Linked DNA regions of Homo sapiens: region 1 is linked to region 2. A link is a loop called in an ENCODE intact Hi-C map of the cell type or tissue named here. Cell type or tissue: endothelial cell of umbilical vein. All regions are shown on one strand. Links, peaks and the distances in the headings refer to the core of each region. The heading gives the core; the rest is flanking DNA. Region 1 overlaps TTC7B (tetratricopeptide repeat domain 7B). Region 2 overlaps RPS6KA5 (ribosomal protein S6 kinase A5).

The links. A loop is a pair of places that touch in the nucleus more often than their neighbours do. Peaks named below come from ENCODE experiments on the same cell type or tissue, not always from the same donor. Only the 100,000 strongest peaks of a DNase experiment are listed, where the experiment ranks them.
Region 1: it touches region 2 in a loop (4-fold over the local background); 3 of 110 quality-filtered maps call a loop at or near these places.

What each region holds. Positions count from the first base shown.
Region 1 is chr14:90,793,215-90,798,214 of GRCh38, reverse strand. The region is part of intron 1 of TTC7B (tetratricopeptide repeat domain 7B); the gene reads left to right. Among named protein-coding and RNA genes, the nearest start is that of TTC7B, 21 kb to the left of the region's middle. RefSeq lists a silencer at 4,261-4,423. In endothelial cell of umbilical vein, for the core only: no CTCF peak of the experiment used is centred there; DNase peaks (open chromatin) are centred at 604 and 2,364; H3K27ac peaks cover 2,884 bases.
Region 2 is chr14:90,839,360-90,853,413 of GRCh38, reverse strand. RPS6KA5 (ribosomal protein S6 kinase A5) reads left to right here. Exons shown (of 17, transcript NM_004755.4): 17 at 1-5,553. Among named protein-coding and RNA genes, the nearest start is that of LINC02321, 18 kb to the right of the region's middle. RefSeq lists enhancers at 3,166-3,932, 6,850-7,349, 7,350-7,851. In endothelial cell of umbilical vein, for the core only: no CTCF peak of the experiment used is centred there; a DNase peak (open chromatin) is centred at 2,693; H3K27ac peaks cover 2,028 bases.

The DNA.
Region 1 (5,000 bases), core at 1-5,000, 55 kb after region 2:
CTTATGGAGTCTTGCCTAGACAGCTCAGCTCTGCGCCACGTGGCCTTTTATCGTTCAGCAGGTTGGCCTGGGCTAGGTATGGGCTGGCCTAGGCACGTTCTCGTGGCGGTCACAGAGAAGCAAGAGGGAAAAAGTGCGTAAGCCCTTTTCTAAGCCTCTGCGTGCATTAACATTTCCACTGTTCCATCAGTCAGAGCAAGCCCTGGGGTCAAGCCCAGGGACAGTGCAAGAGGCCACAGAGCATGGGATTCAGGAAACGTGAAGACATGGCCTTTCGTACAGCCAGGCCACCACAGAGTCGTATGGAGATCTGCTCCATGTGTTTATGGGTGCACGGTCCTGCTGCATGGGGTGCACCATAACTCAGTTAACAGGTATCCTGTCAAGGACCTTATAGGTTGTCTCGTATCTTTTGCTATGACCAGTAGGGCTGTATGTAGTAAACATCCCTATCTGTACATCTTTGTGCTGAAGATTGCATATATCTGTGGGATAACCACTTAAAACTGGAATTTCTGGGTCAGCTGGTATGGGAGTATGTCAGTTGCTTTGTAGAAATTGCTACATTGCCCCCTGGAGACACTCATGCTAATTTATACCCCCACCAGCATGACACAGCAGTGTCTGTTTTCCTGTTAGCACTCTGGAGGCAGGGGGATCACAAATACTGCAAATGCTGGGTTACCCGGGATTACAGGAAGCCCAGTAAACGAGGAGCTGGAGTTCACTCTGGTCATTCTGAGGCTTTTTTTTTCTTTAGACTAAGTCTCACTCTGTTGCCCAGGCTGGAGTACAGTGGAGACATCTCGGCTCACTGTAACCTCTGCCTCCCAGGTTCAAGTGATTCTCCTGCCTTAGCCTCCCGAGTAGCTGGGATTAACAGGTGTGTGCCACCATACCCAGATAATTTTTGTATTTTTTTTTAGTAGAGATGGGGTTTTACCATATTGGCCAGGCTGGTCTTGAACTCCTGACCTCATGATCCACCCACCTTGGCCCCCCAAAGTGCTGGGATTACAGGTGTGAGCCACTGCACCTGGCCTTCTGAGCCTTAAGAAATGGAGAACCTGGGTCAGGCAAGTTGGCTTGTGCCTGTAATCCCAGCACTTTGGGAGGCCAAGGCGGGCAGATCACTTGACACCAGGAGTTCCAGACCAGCTTGGCCAACATGGGAAAACATTGTCTCTACTAAAATACAAAAATTAGCCTGGTGTGGTGGTGCGCGCCTGTAATCCCAGCTACTCGGGAGGCTGAGGCAGGAGAATTGCTTGAGCCTGGGAGTCAGGTTGCAACGGGCTGAGATTGTGCCACTGCACTCCAGCCTGGGTGACAGAGCGAGACTGTCTCAAAAAAAAAAAGAAAAAAAGAAAAAGAAATGGAGAACCTGGCTGTGTTTTGGGGCAACAAAGGGGACACTGAGGAGCCAACTCCTCCCTGAATAGCGGTGTGTTTCTTCCTCCTGGATGCCAGCTGCAGCAGGAATGGTTTGAATAGATCTAAATACTTCTCTATTGACATAGAAACTGAGTTGTTGAGAATTTTTTGTGTTGGTGTCAAGTACTCCCAGGAATAGAGAAGAGTCTTTTTTTCTTCCTCATCTGATCACATCTCTGCATGTCAGCTGCTTATCCAGCAAAGGAGGAACTAGGAGGAAGGGCAGTCCCTTCCAGAGGCAAAGGCCACAGCCCCACCTTCCCCGGGTGGGGGGGATCAAGGAGGCCAAGTGCCTGTGGGCATTGAACTGTGCCAGCCACAGGGCTCAGGGGACTGGCTCTGTTGTGCTGAGCCAGGGCACGGACCCCCCTGCAGGGTGGCTCATTCCCCATATCTCCTTGGTGAGGGTCTCACTAGTGGTCTCTCTTTGGCTTCAGGCTTTATCCCTATATAAGCCATTGGGGAGCTAGTTACTGCAGCCTCACTTAACCCCCAAATAATGCCCAAGAGAAAAGCGAAGCCAGCCCTGGGTACCCTTGAGTCCCTCTTTACCCCTGTCCCCTGAGAATCCTAGCAAGTGAAGGAGAGGGACTTCAAAACCATCCATCCAGCCTCTGCCCCAGAGGGGTTAAGTGGGCCGGGGTCACCCAGCTGGTTGGGAGGGAAGCTGGGCCCCTTCTGGAGGCTGATGGTATAGTTTGTGCATGGCGTGCCGGAGAGAGTGTAGGGAGACTGCCTGCGTTCAAACGCAGCTCCAGGATGAACCAGCTCTGTGGCCTTAGGGATGCTGCTCCCCTCTCCTGCCTGGTTCCCTGTTTGTGAGATGGAGATGATAATAGCATCCTAGTATTGTTTCCAGGACTATCAGGATCGGGTAAACTGCTCACCATACTGCATGGCACTTCGTATGAGCTCAGCATGGCTGGGCTATTAATGACTCACACAGCATTCATATCCTCCTGCTACATTGCAGGCCTGTTGAACACGGAGCTTGTGTCTCCTAGAGCTTTCTGGCCCCACAAGATCCAACATAACTATTCTGGGAAATAGTCAATCCTAAATGGATGGTAATAACAGTAGCTAATGTTTATTCACCACTTACTTCAGACTATGTGCGTTACATATTATCTCTAATCCTCATGATACCCAAGTGAGAAAACTAAGGCTCAGAGAGGTTAAGTGTCTTGCCCAGTGCCACACGGCTAGCGAGCAAGGGAGGTGGGATTTAAGCCCAGGGCTGCCAGAGGCCAAAGCTCTTTCCCCTGCATTGCACTAGCTGTGGCCTCTCCTTTCTGTAAACTGCACTTCTGGCCCCACTTTGCAGTCCGGCTGCTCCACGACCAGCTGTGTGCCACACTCTGCCTGGTGAGTGCATAGGCACATGGGGGATTTAAGCCTTTCCTGCGCACAATTCGAGTGTAAGGTCCCCGCTTCTGTGTTGCACCTGGAAGCTCTCAAGGCCGTAGTGGGCTCACCTTGTTTGTTACCCAGCTCTCACGGGTCACTGTTCTTTGTTGCCTGATGCCCAATGTCTTGAAAACATTTTTTTTTTGTCTTGTTTTTGTGGTAGTCTCAGATAGGAGAGTAAATTTGGTCCCTATTACTCTTTCTTGGCTGGAAGTAAAAGTCTAGCTTTAATGTTTTGATCTTGTTTTATATTTAATTCTTTAATCTATCTGGAATTAATTTTCTCGTATGCCCTGGAGTGCCTTTTTTCCCTCTTGTCACACTGTTCTACCTTGCAGCTGGACACGTTATTAGGTAATAAATGCTGGTTAGGTGATGTCTTTTCTTGCTAGTGGGTTCTGAATTGGGAGCCCACGAGGTCCCTGACAAGGGCAGGCAGTGCTCATGGAGTGTTGGTCACACCACCCAGTGCCCCTCTATCATTTAGGACTGAACTATGCAGCCTCTGGATGATTTCTTTGGCCTGACTCTTGATGTTTTTAATATCTCTGCCCTCCTGATTGGGAGAGTGAGTGGCAGGGAATTCACCTTTTTTGAGGGAAGCAAAGAAAACATAATTTGTTGGGAGATTAACTTAGCGCCTGGACTTTTGAAAAATTTCGGAAATTGTTTTGCAGCCACCATGCTCAATTTCAAATGAGATTGTAACTTCCCTGCTCAGAGCAGGCAGCTCCTTTTGGAACTGAGGAGCCGATACCTACCTGCCTAGCAGGAAACTCCCCTGACGGTTCCCCCTTTCTCTCTGTATTAGTCCATTCTCACACTGCTATAAAGAAATACCCAGCCAGGGCTGGGTGCGGTGGCTCATGCCTATAATCCCAGCACTTTGGGAGGCCGAGACAGGTGGATCACGAGGTGAAGAGATTGAGACCATCCTGGCCAACATGGTGAAACGCCATCTCTACTGAAAATACAAAAAATTAGCCGGGTGTGGTGGCAGGCGCCTGTAGTCCCAGCTACTCGGGAGGCTGAGGTAGGAGAATCACTTGAACCCGGGAGGTGGAGGTTGCAGTGAGCCGAGATTGCGCCACTGCACTCCAGCACTCCGGCCTGGTGACAGAGCGAGACTCCGTCTCAAAAAAAAAAAAAAAAAAAAAAAAAAGAAATACCCAGCCAGGTGCAGTGGCTCACACTTGTAATCCCAGCACTTTGGGAGGCCAAGGTGGGTGGATCACTTGAGGCCAGGAGTTTGAGACCAGCCTGGCCAACATGGTGAAACCCTGTCTCTACTAAAAATACAAAAACTAGCCAGGTATGGTGGCGCGTGCCTGTAATCCCAGCTACTCAGGAGGCTGAGGCATGAGACTTGCTTGAACCTGGGAGGCGGAGGCTGTAGTGAGCCGAGGTGGTGCCACTGCACTCCAGCCTGGGTGATAGAATGAGACTGTTTCGAAGAAAACAAACAAGGCCGGGCGCGGTGGCTCACGCCTATAATCCCAGCACTTTGGGAGGCCGAGGCGGGCGGATCACCTGAGGTTGGGAGTTCGAGACCAGCCTGACCAACATGGAGAAACCCTGTCTCTACTAAAAATACAAAATTAGCTGGGCATAGTGGTGCATGCCTGTAATCCCAGCTACTCGGGAGGCTGAGGCAGGAGAATTGCTTGAACCCAGGAGGTGGAGGTTGCGGTGAGCAGAAGACGTGCCATTGCACTCCAGCCTGGGCAACAAGAGCAAAACTCCATCTCAAAAAAAAAAAAGAAAAAAAGAAAAAAACAAACAAACAAACAAAAGAAATACCTGAGACTGGGTAATTTATAAAGGAAAGAGATTCTTTTTTTTTTTTTTTGAGACAGAGTCTTGCTCTTTCGCCAAGGCTGGAGTGCAATGGCACAATCTCAGCTCACTATAACCTCCGCCTCTTGGGTTCAAGCGATTCTTCCTGCCTCAGCCTCCTGAGTAGCTGGGATTACAGGCACCTGCCACCACGCCTGGCTAATTTTTGTATTTTTAGTAGAGACGGGGTTTTGCCATGTTGGCCAAGCTGGTCTCGAACTCCTGACCTCAGGTGATCCGCCCACCTTGGCCTCCCAAAGTGCTGGGATTACAGGCATGAGCCACTGTGCCTGGCCAGGAAAGAGGTTTAATTGACTCACAGT
Region 2 (14,054 bases), core at 1-5,000:
TTACTTTTTTATTAGCCACTTCATTGTTGATGTCTTAATGGGAGATCTTAGTTTGATGAATCTACTCTTTGAAATTTTAGTTTGATTAGTCATTTGTTTCTGCTAGGTTTTGGCTTTTGTTTTGTTTTTTGAGTGATAACCTAAGAAGTTTCTACAGTGGAAAATATCATTATGACATCTTCATCCCTTATAAAGTTGTTTCATTTAGAGGAATTTTTCAAAGCCTATGTTGAGAAATGGGCAAATTAAGTAAAGCATCATAACAATTTTTTTTATAGTGAACTCATTTTATTTATAGAACGGCAAACACATTCACTCTTTTTGCTAACATCCGGGGCTTTTTTCATTGTGACTGCTTTGCACACTTAAAAATGTTTCTCCCAGGCCGGGCACGGTGGTTCATGCCTGTAATCCCAGCACTTTGGGAGGCCGAGGCGGGCGGATCACAAGGTCAGGAGATTGAGACCATCCTGGCTAACATGGTGAAACCCTGTCTCTACTAAAAATACAACAAAAATTAGCCGGGCGTGGTGGCAGGCGCCTGTAGTCCCAGCTACTGGGGAGGCTGAGACAGGAGAATGGCATGAACCCGGGAGGCGGAGCTTGTAGTGAGCCGAGATCGCGCCACTGCACTCCAGCCTGGGCGACAGAGCAAGACTCTGTCTCAAAAAAAAAAAAAAAAAAAAAGTTTCTCCCAGCAAAGGCTAACTGGAATTTATTTTTGTTTAAAGACAAATACTTTTAATGTGGATAAAATAAAAGTTGGAAGTATGCCTTTCATGTGGCAAACTGGAAATTAGTGGTTAGTACTCCATTGCAGCATTAAATACCAATTCTTTACAATAGGGTGCACATATCAGATGCTGTTTTTCCCTTAACCTTTGCACTTTTCATTGAAAATGTTTTCAAATCAAATCTTGTTTTATTGGGTTTCACATGATTGGACTAATACTTACATATATGCTTCTTTTTAAGGTATTTAGACATTGACAATTAGTTATTTCCTTATGAGCCATAGCTTTGAAAAACCATTTTAGAAGAAATTTCCATTTTTTAAACAAAAGTGTTGGGAGGCCGAGGCGGGCAGATCACGAGGTCGAGACCATCCTGGCTAACATGGTGAAACCCCGTCTCTAATAAAAATACAAAAAATTAGCCAGGCATGGTGGTGGGCACCTGTAGTCCCAGGTACTTGGGAGGCTGAGGCAGGAGAATGGCGTGAACCCGGGAAGCAGAACTTGCAGTGAGCCAAGATCGCACCACACCACTGCACTCCAGCCTGGGCGACAGAGCGAGACTCCGTCTTAAAAAAAAAAAAAAAAAAAAAAAAGTGATTTTTTAAAGAAAAGATACCGATAATTTGTCTTTGCTGTAGATGAATGCCACGTTTTTATATACTAGGACTATTACTGAATAATACTGTTTATTTCTTTAGATCAACGAATATATTAAATTCTGTCTTTTTTGTTCAAATAAACGCTGTGAGATGATTGGGAAGGCTGTGTGTTGAAGTTAGATGCAAAGTTGGACCTTGTACAGTGAGCCTCTTGTGAGAACTGAGCCATGAAAGATAAAGCCTGTCATTCATGTCTGCCTTGGCCTGTGCCCAGCTTTATTAGTAAAAACCATTCAGTTTTTACTAATGATATCTACCAGTATCTAAAGAGAAATACCTTCATCCTCTAGAAGAAAACAAGGTTACCCAAAGAGCTCACTTAATTCCTTCCTTTTTCCCTGAACCCTTGGTTTTAAGTGAAGAGTAAAATGTACTAGATATGACACTCTCTCTGAGTATTACTGAGGATTTTGTGGAAAAGGCAGTTTGGTACTTTATTTCCAGCTTAGCTGCAGACTTGGTGACCCTGAGCAAATCACTCAGCCTCCCTTTGCCTCCATTTCTTCATCTGTAAAATGGGGTTAACCTGTGCCTCCCTGTCTCACCAGCATACTGAGGGATCGATTAAAGAGGATTAAAAAAATCCATAAGGTACACTGATTCCAAAGATGGGTAGAATGATATTTAATAATGAAGACTTTCTGTTATATAGCAATTTAATTTTAAAAGTATCTTTACCAGGCCAGGTGCGGTGGCTCACTCCTGTAATCCCAGCACTTTGGGAGGCTGAGGAGGGTGGATCACGAGGTCAGGAGATCAAGACCATCCTGGCTAACACGGTGAAACCCCGTCTCTACTAAAAGTACAAAAAAATTAGCCAGGCATGGTGATGAGCGCCTGTAGTCCCAGCTACTCACGAGGCTGAGGCAGGAGAATGGCATGAACCCGGGAGGCGGAGCTTGCAGTGAGCCGAGATCACGCCACTGCACTCCAGCCTGGGGGGCAGAGTGAGACTCTGTCTCAAAAAAAAAATAAAATAAAAGTATCTTTACCCACTTCTCTGTAGTGAATATTGACTAGCATTTTGAAGTAGGAACTAACAAAGTATAAAATTAAGTAGATTTTTTATATTTATGGGTATTGTTCTAGTACAAATTTATGGTGTACACTGTCGGTCTGAGTGTGGGTTTAAAATATATCATTGTGCTTGGCTAATTTGTAGAATGTCTTATTTGAATTGACTTCATTTATTTCAGAGGAATGCATAGATGATCAGATCAAACTGTCGTCATAGCAGTGTTTTCAGCACATACGAGAATCTTAGAGTTTAGGAGCCTTAGAGCTCACCCAGTGCAATTTCCTGCCGGAAGCAGATTCCTTCCTGGTGACCTCACCAACAGGTGCTTGTGCAGCCTTTTCCTGAAAACTTTTTGGGAAAGTGGGGGCTGCTACCTCACTACTTTGATGTGTACCTTTTGTTCAAGAACTTTCTAAAACTTGGAGCTAATCATGGGTTATTTCAGAAGATGTAAGCATTTTAAGTTTTTTATTGAATTCCATCCTTATTTAAAAGGCCTGGTTATGTAATATTTTCTGTTTTTTTTTTTTTTTTTTGTATGGTTTCCCACATTGATTAGGTTGTTTTCTTCATTTTCTTAATAGATTAAAAATACTTTCTTCTCTTTCTATTTGTGTCTTCTTCCATTTAGTATTTATGGGAGGGAGCAAGAAGGGAAAGGATGTCTATTTTTAAAATTGACTACAATCATGACTGTTCTTCTTGTCATTCTGTAGCAGCTGGATTTATTACCATCTCTTATTTAAAGGTCCTTCAGAACACGTTGAAGCAGTTCATTTCAGGTCAATGGCTGGTAAGCAATGTCAGGACCTCTGGGGAAGGAGAAGCTGACGGGATCCCAGAGGAAAGAATTGAGGTTGTTTGCTCCCTTGTAGAAAGCCCACAGATCCCTTCCCAGACTAGAAAAAAAGTGCCAGAGTGTCCTGAAACTTTCCTTCTAAGGCACATACTTCAAAGAGACTGGGGATTCCTTTGTTTTAAATATAGGTGGGGTCTCACAGTGTTGCCCAGGCTGGGCTCAAGCGATCCTGCCACCTGGGCCTCCCAAAGTGATGGGATTACAGGCATGAGCCACCATGCACGGCCATGGAGATTCTAATGTGGTGCCAGCTGCCAGGTAAGAAAGCTGTGAGACAATGTGTTGATTTTCCTTTACTACGTCAGGTTTGAGGACATCATCTAGCATCAACGGGTAACGTCACCCTTTGTTCCATCTTTGGGAAATAATAGTAGTAGCTTGTTACTGTTAGCTGACCCCTACATTAGCATCAATAAAGTAAATCCCTTTAACTTTCCTTTTGGCCTTTCCTTTCTCTCTCTCTGCCTCCCCACCAGCCCCGACTCTCTCCTGTGTGCGTACACATCCACACACACCTCCATGGTATTCCTTCTTTCTCCCACCTAAGGGAAGCTGTGCCCGATCTTGCTGCAGTCCAGGTCACCGTACTGAGATGAGTCAGCCACAGACTCTAAACACTAGCAGCGATTAGCCGTATGTAGCCACCAAGTGCACTGTTTTAGACAGGTTTACACAGCTCTTTGCTGTCCACTCATATCAGCTGTGTAGTAGCCCAAGGCAGCCTGTCAGGCAGAAGAATTACCAACCAAAGTGGATCTATTCATAAGATAAAAGATCCGGAGTCCGTGCCCTCTTAAAAAACTTTTGTCTTCAGACATATGGGTGCGTGTTCATCTCTGGCCAAAACTTTGTTTCCAGTTTCAAAGGGCTGGTTGCGAAGGTGGCCTTGTAACCTTTCTGTTGCCGGCTCTGTTAGTTGCCTGATAAGCAGTAGCTAATTCATCCTCCTCAGAATTTGAGAGTGGCATCTATTAGATTCAGACCACCAAGGTGCCTGCGCGGGCTCTCCTGGTTACGACTGAGTCCCCTTTTCTCATCTGTGGGGTGAACGCTTCTATTTGCAGAAATTTGCTTGCATCTTTTTCCTTTTATTTATTATTACTTTTTAGAGATGCGGCCTTGCTCTGTTGCCCAGGCTGGAGTGCGGTGGACTCTTTTCTTTTGTTGATCTTTGCCATCCTCTGCCTGGCTTAATGAGGTTCTTTCCCTGCGTATTTATGTCCCAGGAGCTCACCTTCCCCCTAGGTTTTTAAGAAGGAAGCAGAAAATGTTACAAAGTATAAGGGATTCTATGAAGTCCATAGATAGGATTTGCTTTGGGAGTAGATGATTTCTTCTTATTTTGGTGTAAACATCAATTTGGATGGCAATTAGAATGTCTTTAGCCTCTTTAAAAAGCCCTTCTGGGGCAAACCTTTGCAAGTCACTCAGCTGGCATGTAATGAGATTTTTATTTGCATGGCTTTTTTTTTCTAAGTCTCTCTAGAAGAACATAAGGACATTCTGAACATGCAAGGAATACAGTTATTCTCACATCAAGGATCAATTTTATTTTGTATCTTCATTTTATGTCATTTTCCTTTATTTTATTCACATTAATCTAGCATTAATTCCCCCCAGAGGGAATGATATTTTTGGTTGCTGCCACCTGTGTTATTAAGTGACAGCTTTTCTTTATCTGCTTTTCTGAATTTCATATTTATATACTTTATTGTAGTTTTTTAAAATCTATTCTAGCTGGGCTAGAATCTTCCAAGTATTAATTCATAATGAACTTCCCTCTTCTGGAATTGTTTAGGAGGGCTAATGTTCCATGTTCCCTTCGTTGCTATAGATATGAAGTTATTTCGATGTTCTTTGAGTGCTTTATTATAGCGATAACTGGTACTGCCTTTGATTAAAGGTGAGCTATATGGAGTTAAGCATTTTTATACTAGTAACTATTTATTGAGAATTTTCAGAATTCTATAGCTACTTGTCTTTAACAGTTATAAGAGGCATGTATTTTTTTTTCCTTCATGGTCTGGAAGTTAGTTTTCTCTTTGTTTGGGTAGATCGGAATGAGTTGTTGAGCTGTGTTGAAAACACACATGAATCAAAAAAGCAGATGTATTGTAGAAATGTGATGTTTTCATGTTTCGGGAATTTGACCGGAAAGCTTTATGTATGGGTTTTATTTTTAACAAAGCAGTAAGGGCTTACTTTTTACCAACTTGTGTGTGTGTAAAGATGTATTTGTTCAAGCTTTAAGAATAAACCTGTCAATGTACAAATGCCTGATATCTGACTTGGACTTGTGGTTTGTTTGTTTGTTTGTTTGTTTGCTTTTCGGGGCGTGGGGGTAGGTATGTTGGATCTTGGAAATAAGTGAGAGTGTTAAAGAAGCACAACAATCTGTATCAGTGAATTTACATCTTAGAAGACTCACATTAACTTATGCTTGAATGAAAACCGTGTGTGGATAACTGAATGCAGCGTTTTCTGAACTGCCCTGAAGGACGGCTTAAAAGGAGAAGGAAGCCACTCGCCCATTTAGTGTTCTGAAAGGTCTTTTCCCCTAGGACCCATTCATGCCTCCCTTCATCAAGCCCCCATCCTTCGAGGGTTCCAGAAAATGAGCCCCGGAGCAGATGATTGAGGGAGGGCACGCCTAGGTCTCCATTCCCACGGTTCTTGGTAGCTGATTCCTCAGTCCCCTTGGCTGCCACCCACCCAGTCTTCTGGGGCCCAGTCATTCCTCAGCCCACCCTCCTGCCCCCACTCCCTGAGCCACTTGTCCTTCACTCTTTATCCTCAGAAACTCTCCCACCTTCTATCCCTCCACGTCAGCTTCTCCCAGCCTTCCAAAGACATCATGACCTAACTTGATCGTTTTGGAGGTGGCATCTGTTGGCAGAATAAGCACAGACTCAGATGCTATATTACCTATCTATTGCTGCACAACAGATAACCCCCAAAATAGTGGCTTAAAACCATAACCATTCAGTATTTCACAGTTCTGGTAGGTCATGAATTCGGAAGCAGCCTAGCTGGATGGTTCTGGCTCAGAGGCTCTCATGGGTTGCAGTCAAGGTGAGGATGTTGGCCAAGGTTGCCATCACTGGAAGGCTTGACTGGGGCTGGCAGATCCGCTTCCAACTTGGCTCACATGGCAGGAAGCTTGCAAGGTGGGCTTCTCCACAGGGCTGTGTGAGTGCCCTTGCAATAGGGCACTCGGCTCCCCCAGGCTGATGATCTGAGAGAGAAGACAAGGAGGGAGCTACAGTTCCTTTGATGTCTTACTCTCAGATGCCACAGGCCGTCATCTCTGCCAGATTCTGCACTCATCTCTACATTCTCTAGAAGCCAACGACCAGTTACAACCACCCTTGGGAGCAGGAGAATGAGGCTTGGTCTGTGGAAGGGTGGAGCACCAAAAAATCTGTGGACATGTTTTTAAACCACCACAGATCCTTACTCATCCATTTTTTCTGACCACATGAGGTAGGCGAGTCACACTCCTAACCCTTGGATTCTTCTTCTCTAAAATGAGAACAATACTGTCTTCTTGAAGAGTACTTACGTGGCTTCAAGACAGTGTTGGAAACCTTCTAGCCCAACCATATCTGGCACACAGTAGGTGTTCATAAATAGGAGTTATTGTTATCCAGGCTCGGGGAGACCCAAAGCAAGAGTCTCTGCTGACAGCATGGGTGAAGGTGGAACTCCAACAGGGTGGTGAGGGGGTTTTGGGGAGAGGCAGTCCCACAGGACAGGAAACATCCTGTGCTGCTCCTGGCTGGGTCCGCGGATGAGCCAAGATGGGAATTAGACTCATCTGCCTCTCAGCTGGAGGCTACCACTTTGTTTCTCTCCTACTTTCCACCAGAATAATGGTCCCCCTCAAAGACATCCATGTCCTAATCCCCAGAACCTGTGGCTATGTTAGCTTACGTGGCGAAAGGAACCTTGCAGATGGGATTAAGGTAAGGATCTGGAGTTGGGGAGATGACCCTGGCCAATCTGGATGGGCCCAATGTCATCACAAAGGTCTTTCTAAGAGGGAAGCGGGAGCTCAGAGAGGAGAGGAGATGCCACACCACTGGCCATGAGGGTGCAGGAAGGAGCCATGAATCTAGGACATAGCTGGTCTGTGGAAGCTGGAAAGGACAAGGAAATGGATTCTCCCCAAGCCCTTCCAAGAAGAGCCAGCCCTGCTGACGCCTTGACTTTGACCAATGAGACTGATTTTTGGACTTCTGACCTCCAGCGCAGCAAGACAGAAACTCCACTCCAGAACGGAGCAGCCAAGGGCGCAGGGCTCTGTCTTCCCCAGCACCCAGTGGGAGGGCTGCCTTCCCAAGAGAAGCAGCATGCCAGCATTTCTCCTCCTGCCCCCAGTTCCTGTTGCTGAGGCTAAGTTCTGGGCAGGGACAGGCGAGAGTTGGGGGCTCCCTTCATCCTCCTGCCCCCTCGTGGGATGGAGGCCCTACCCGGGCCCCATCCTGGGATGTGAATACTGGCACCCTGATGGCCTGTCCTGGCTCCTGAGGCAGAGTTTCCGTGCTGGGAGAGGCAAACCAGGGAGACCAGAGGCTACTGTGGACCCTTGCACCAAGCACTCAGTCCTAAAGCTGAGGCGTCACTCAGGGAAACATGCCGTTGTTCCCAGGCCAAGACAGAAACTAGATTCATGGTTGTCTAGGACTGGGAAGTTTGGGAGACTATGGGAGGATAGCTAAAGGACACAGGGTTTCTTCTGGAGGTGATGAAAATACAGTTGTCTCTCAGGATCCATGGGCTCCAGCACACCAAGATCTGAGGACACCAAAATCCGAGGATGCTCAAGTCCCTGACATAAAATGACACAGTAGGCCGGGTGTGGTGGCTCACACCTGTAATCCTGGCACTTTGGAAGGCTGAGGCGGGTGGATAACTTGAGCTCAGGAGTTCGAGACCAGCCTGGCCAACAAGGTGAAACCCCTTCTCTACTAAAAATACAAAAATTAGCTGGGCGTGGTGGTGCACACCTGTAATCCCAGCTACTCGGGAGGCTGAGACAGGAGAATCACTTGAACCCAGGAGTCGGAGGTTGCCATGAGCCGAGATCATGGGTCTCATTTTGTCACCCAAGCTGGAGTACAGTGGCACAATCATGGCTCACCGCAGCCTTGAACTCCTGGGCTCAAGCGATCTCTTGCCTTAGCTTCCTGAGTAACTGGGACCATAGGCGTGTGCCACCACACCTGGCTAATTTTTTTTATTTTTTATTTTTTTGTAGCGACAAGGTCTCACCATGTTTTCTAGGCTGATCTCAAACTCCTGGGCTCAAGTGATCCTTCTGCCTCAGCCTCCCAAATTGCTGGGAATACAGGTGAGCCACTTCGTCTGGCCCATTTTGTGTTTCTTTAACTTTGGTCACCTATGCTGTGTTGTGTCCTGTGCTGAGCTTAAACTCAGGTGGGTGTAATGCTGACATCTCAGAGTCAGCCCCACGGATTACCAGCTAACCAGGGCAAATGTTTGGCTATTTATAAGACAGAGAAGAAGTAATCCCCAGGGTAAAACCAGAGGCCATCAAATGCAGTGGACTAAGCTACCGTGTAGAGGTGTGGGGGGAGGGGCTAGCCTTGGACCACTGATCACCACAGGGATAGCTCTGGCTGGCTGCTACCCCATCTGCATGTGGACTTTCTCTGCAGGATGTGGCAAAGGATGGTGAGCCACATACTCAGATTGAGTCAAGAATCTCATTTTTGTAAAAATAATGTATATAAAGCACCCCTGGGTGTTTTAGTAAATATCAGTGTTGATTCTATCCGACTTGTATTATCATTCCAGATGGTACAGCTGAGCCAAACCACCAGTCAGTCCTTCCCAGTTTGTGTCTTTGTGGCTGTTTGAGGCTCTAACTGGTGCTGATGAGTGCATCAAGAGCTCACAAGTGGCTGGGTGTGGTGGCACACACCTGTAATCCCAGCTACTCGGGAGGCTGAATGTGGAGGATCTGTTGAATCCAGGAGGTTGAGACTGCAGTGAGCTATGATCACACCACTGCACTCCAGCCCAGGTGACAGAGAGAGACCCCATCTCTTAAAAAAAAAATCAAAAATTAGACCAGGTGCAGTGGCTCATGCCTGTAATCCCAGCACTTTGGGAGGCCAAGATGGGCAGATCACTTGAGGTCAGGAGCTCGAAACCAGCCTGACCAATATGGTGAAACCCCGTCTCTACTAAAAATACAAAAATTAGCCAGGTGTTGTGGCGGGTACCTGTAATCCCAGCTGCTCAGGAGGCTGAGGCAGGAGATTCGCTTGAACCCGGGAGGTGGAGGTTGCAGTGAGCTGAGAACACGTGACTGCACTCCAGCCTGGGCGACAAAGTGAGACCCTGTCTCAAAAAAAAAAAATTAAGGTCAGGCGCGGTGGCTCACACCTGTAACCCCAGCACTTTAGGAGGCCAAGGCGAGCGGATCGCCTGAGGTCAGGAATTTGAGACCAGCCTGGCCAACATAGTGAAACCCCGTCTCTATTAAAAATACAAAAATTAGCCGGGTGTGGTGGTGGACACCTGTAATCCCACCTACTCAGGAGGCTGAGGCAGGAGACTTGCTTCAACCTGGGAGGCGGAGGTTGCAGTGAGCTGAGATCATGCCACTGCACTCCAGCCTACGTAATAGATCAAGACTCCGTCTCAAAAAAAAAAAAATTAAAATTAGAAAAACTCACAGGAAACAGATTAAGGTCACCCTGGGTCCCTCCATTGGTTCAAGTACAAGTGGCTAAAAAACAACCAAAATAGTAGATAGACCAGCCTGGCCAGAAGCCAGAAGCAGCCTGTGGTGGAAGGAAGACCCAGGGGAAGCCTCTGCCTCAAAGTCCCACCTGCTCAGCAGGTCTGCTCCCACCTCTCAGTGCTGCCTGAGTGCCAATCATTAGAGCATCAGACCTCTCTGGTCCTCAGTGTCCTTATCTGTAAAACAGGGGTAATGTTATCCTTCAGTCAGTTTTTCTCTGTAACAGTTCCTAAGGCTGCAGAAGACTGGAACATTCTCTGGGGTAATTCTTTATACTGTAGAGTCTAAAGAAAGTGTCTATAGAGTTGGGATGCTCCAAAAGCATAGTAGTTATTAATAGGCTGCCAAGACTGTGGGAGGGTGTAAAGCCAGTTGTACGCAACAAAGCTTTGAAAGGCAGCCTAGAACAGGAAGCGTCAGCATGTGCTGCAGACGTCAGGCATGGTGGCCCTGCATGAGATGTGGGCAGAGGGGAAGGCGCAGGCCTGGGCAGTACTTCACAATTTGGGCCTCAAGAGCTCCCCCCACCTCTACAGTGTGGTTATTATTAGGACGAGAAGGAGGTGCAGTAGACTGAAAAAATCCTCAGCTCAATGTACAAGGCTTCCCACGTTGCTGCAGGTGACCTATTTTGGATGCAGAAAAGCATGGTGATGCTGGGTGCGGTGGCTCACGCCTGTAATCCCAGCACTTTGGGAGGCCGAGATGGGTGGATCACGAGGTCAGGAGATCAAGACTATCCTGGCTAACATGGTGAAACCCCGTCTCTACTAAAAATACAAAAAAATTAGCCGGGTGTGGTGGCGGGCACCTGTAGTCCCAGCTACTCGGGAGGCTGAGGCAGGAGAATGGCGTGAAGCCAGGAGGTGGAGTTTGCAGTGAGCCAAGACCACGCCACTGCTCTCCAGCCTGGGCAACAGAGCGAGACTCTGTCTCAAAAAAAAAAATTAAATTAAATTAAATTTAAAAAAAGCATGGTGATAGGGATAGTAATTGCTAGCAATTTGAAAAACCTAGCAACTCTCCGGTGTCTTATCTGATCAGACATGGAAGCCATGTATAATCTTGGCCCACCTTGAATTGCTGTTGACCCTAAGCATATGAGCAAGTTCTGCAAAGCTCCAGTTAACAGTGTGAGGCTCTTTAAACAGGGATTCACACAGGAGCGCCAACTGCATTTCTTTTCTTTTCTTTTTTTTTTTGAGACGCAGTCTCACTCTGTTGCCCAGGCTGGAGTGCAGTGGTGCCATCTCAGCTCACTGCAACCTCCGCCTCCTGGTTTCAAGCGATTCTCCTGCCTCAGCCTCCCAAGCAGGTGGGATTACACATGTGTGCCACCATGCCCAGCTAATTTTTCTATTTTTAGTAGAGATGGGGTTTCACCATGTTGGCCACGCTGGTCTCGAACTCCTGACCTTGTGATCCGCCCATCTCAGCCTCCCAAAGTGCTGGGATTACAGGCGTGAGCCCCCGTGCCCGGCCCACCAACTGCATTTCTAATGCTTGATTTGTTCAGCATAGTGGTAGCATGCAGGTGTTCATGATAGTATCCTTATGCCCTTTGCATGTATGAAATATTTCATAATGATTTTTTAAAGGACAGCATAGGCTGGGTGTGGTGGCTCATGCCTGTAATCCCAGCACTTTGGGAGGCCAAGGCGGGTGGACCACTTGAGCTCAGGAGTTTGAGACCAGCCTGGCCAACATGGTGAAACCCCGTCTCTACTAAAAATACAAAAATCAGCCTGGCACGGTGGCACGCAGCTATAATCCCAGATCCTCGGGAGGCTGAGGCAGGGGAATCGCTTGAACCTGGGAGGCAGAGGTTGCAGTGAGCCAAGTTCGCGCCACAGCACTCCAGCCTGGGTGACAGAGCGAGACCCTGTCTCTCAAAAAAAGTGCAACCTAAGTACAAGCCTAGTCCCACCAGCAAATAGCAGCCCATCCTTGGTTGCATAACCTGGAGGAGAGGAGCAGAGCCACAGTCAGAGCCTCACACCGCAGATTCGCCTGCCGTGATTCCACTCAGGCTAGAAACATTCCCTAAACAACTCATAAGGGAGACAGTGCACTCTAAGCACACTGAAGGGTGAGAGGAGGCTGCCCAAGGATTAAAATTTTAACCCAGATGGCCGGGCACGGTGGCTCATGCCTGTAATCCCAGTACTTTGGGAGGCCGAGGCAGGTGGATCACCAGGTCAGGAGTTCAAGACCAGACTGGCCAAGATGGTGAAACCCAGTCTCTACTAAAAATACAAAAAAAATTAGCCAGGTGTGGTGGCGGGTGCTTGTAATCCCAGCTACTCAGGAGGCTGAGGCAGAGAATTGCTTGAACCCAGGAGGCAGAGTTTGCAGTGAGCCGAGATCGAGCCACTGCACTCCAGCCTGAGCAACAGAGCAAGACTCTGTCTCAAAAAAAGAAAAAAGAAAATTTAATCCAGATGATCTGCGGGGTGAGAGGGCAGGTTGTACAAAGTTCAGTTTGAGGGGCTGTGTGTGCTCACTCCTGCCATCCATCAGGCCTTTGGGGCACGTGGGCCTGGCAGAATGAGTGACCTGTGAAACTGAATTTGTCCACAGGCCTACCCTGAGCAGTGAGTTATTAAACATCAGTGAAGAGCAAGGAAGGGTATGTTAGTCCATTTTGTGTTTCTATAAAGGAATACTGAAGCTGGGTAATTTATATAGAAAAGAGGTTTATTTGGCTCACAGTTGTGCAAGCTATACATGAAGTATGCTCAGCTTCTGATGAGGATCTCAGGAAGCTTATAATCACAGCAGAGGCTGGGCACTGTGGCTCATGCCTGTAATACCAGCACTTTGGGAGGCCAAGGTGGGTGGATAACCTGAGGTCAGGAGTTTGAGACCAGCCTGGGCAATATGGTGAAACTCCAACTGTAATAAAATTACAAAAATTCTCCTGGCATGGTGGTGGGTGCCTGTAATCCCAGCTACTCGGGAGGCTGAGGCACGAGAATCACTTGAACCCGGGAGGTGGAGGTTGCAGTGAGCCGAGATCACACCATTGCTCTTCAGCCTGGGCGACAGAGTGAGACTCTGTCTCAAAAAAAAAAAAAAAAAATCGCAGCAGAAGATGAAGGGGGAGTAGGTGTGTCACATGGAGAGGGGGGCAGAGGAGAAAGAGGGAGAGGAGGTGCCAGGCTCTTTTAAACAACCAGCTGTCACATGAACTAACAGAGTGAGACTCGCTCATCACCAAGGGGTGGCACCAAGCCATTCATGAGGGATCCTCCCCATGAGCTACACATCTCCCTCTAGGCCCCCACCTCCCACACTGGGGGTCACATTTCAACGTGAGGTTTGGAGGGGACAAACATCCAAACCATTTCAAAGAGATATTAAAGCCTGAGCAACATGGCCAAACTCCGTCTCTACAAAAAACACAAAAATTAGCCAGGTGTGGTGGCACACACTTACAGGCTCAGCTTCTTGGGAGGCTAAAGTGGGAGGATAACTTGAGCCCAGGAGGTTGAGGCTGCAGTGAGCCATGATCACACCACTGCACTCCAGCCTAAGTAACAAAGCAAGACCCTGGAAAGAAAAAAAAAAAGGAGATATTAAGATCTCTGTTCATCCAACCAAGAAAACAAAGATAGGTTTCTGTGCTCTGCACAGTGGGAGCAGTACTGCTTCTGTTCTCTGTGCTCTCCGCCCCAGGGCCAGCATTTCTCCGCCTGGGTCTGGGCTCTGGACAGTTCTCTTAGTCTCCCAAATCTTTTCCAACTCCAATTGTTATAAAAATCATTTACCAGATGTCTCCCTCAGGTTCTTTGTTCAAAAGCAACAAAAACTAACTTAAGTAACTTAAGCAAAAAGTTAACTGAGTAACTTAAGCAAAAAGGGAATGGACAACAGGAAGTGGGAGAGGCAAATGACCGAAGGCACAAAGCCCAGACTTGGAAGGGGCAGGGCCTGGGTGGCCCTTGGGGCCTGGGAAAGGAAAGTAAATGGATGTTTCATCTGGTCCTCAGTACTGAACACATCT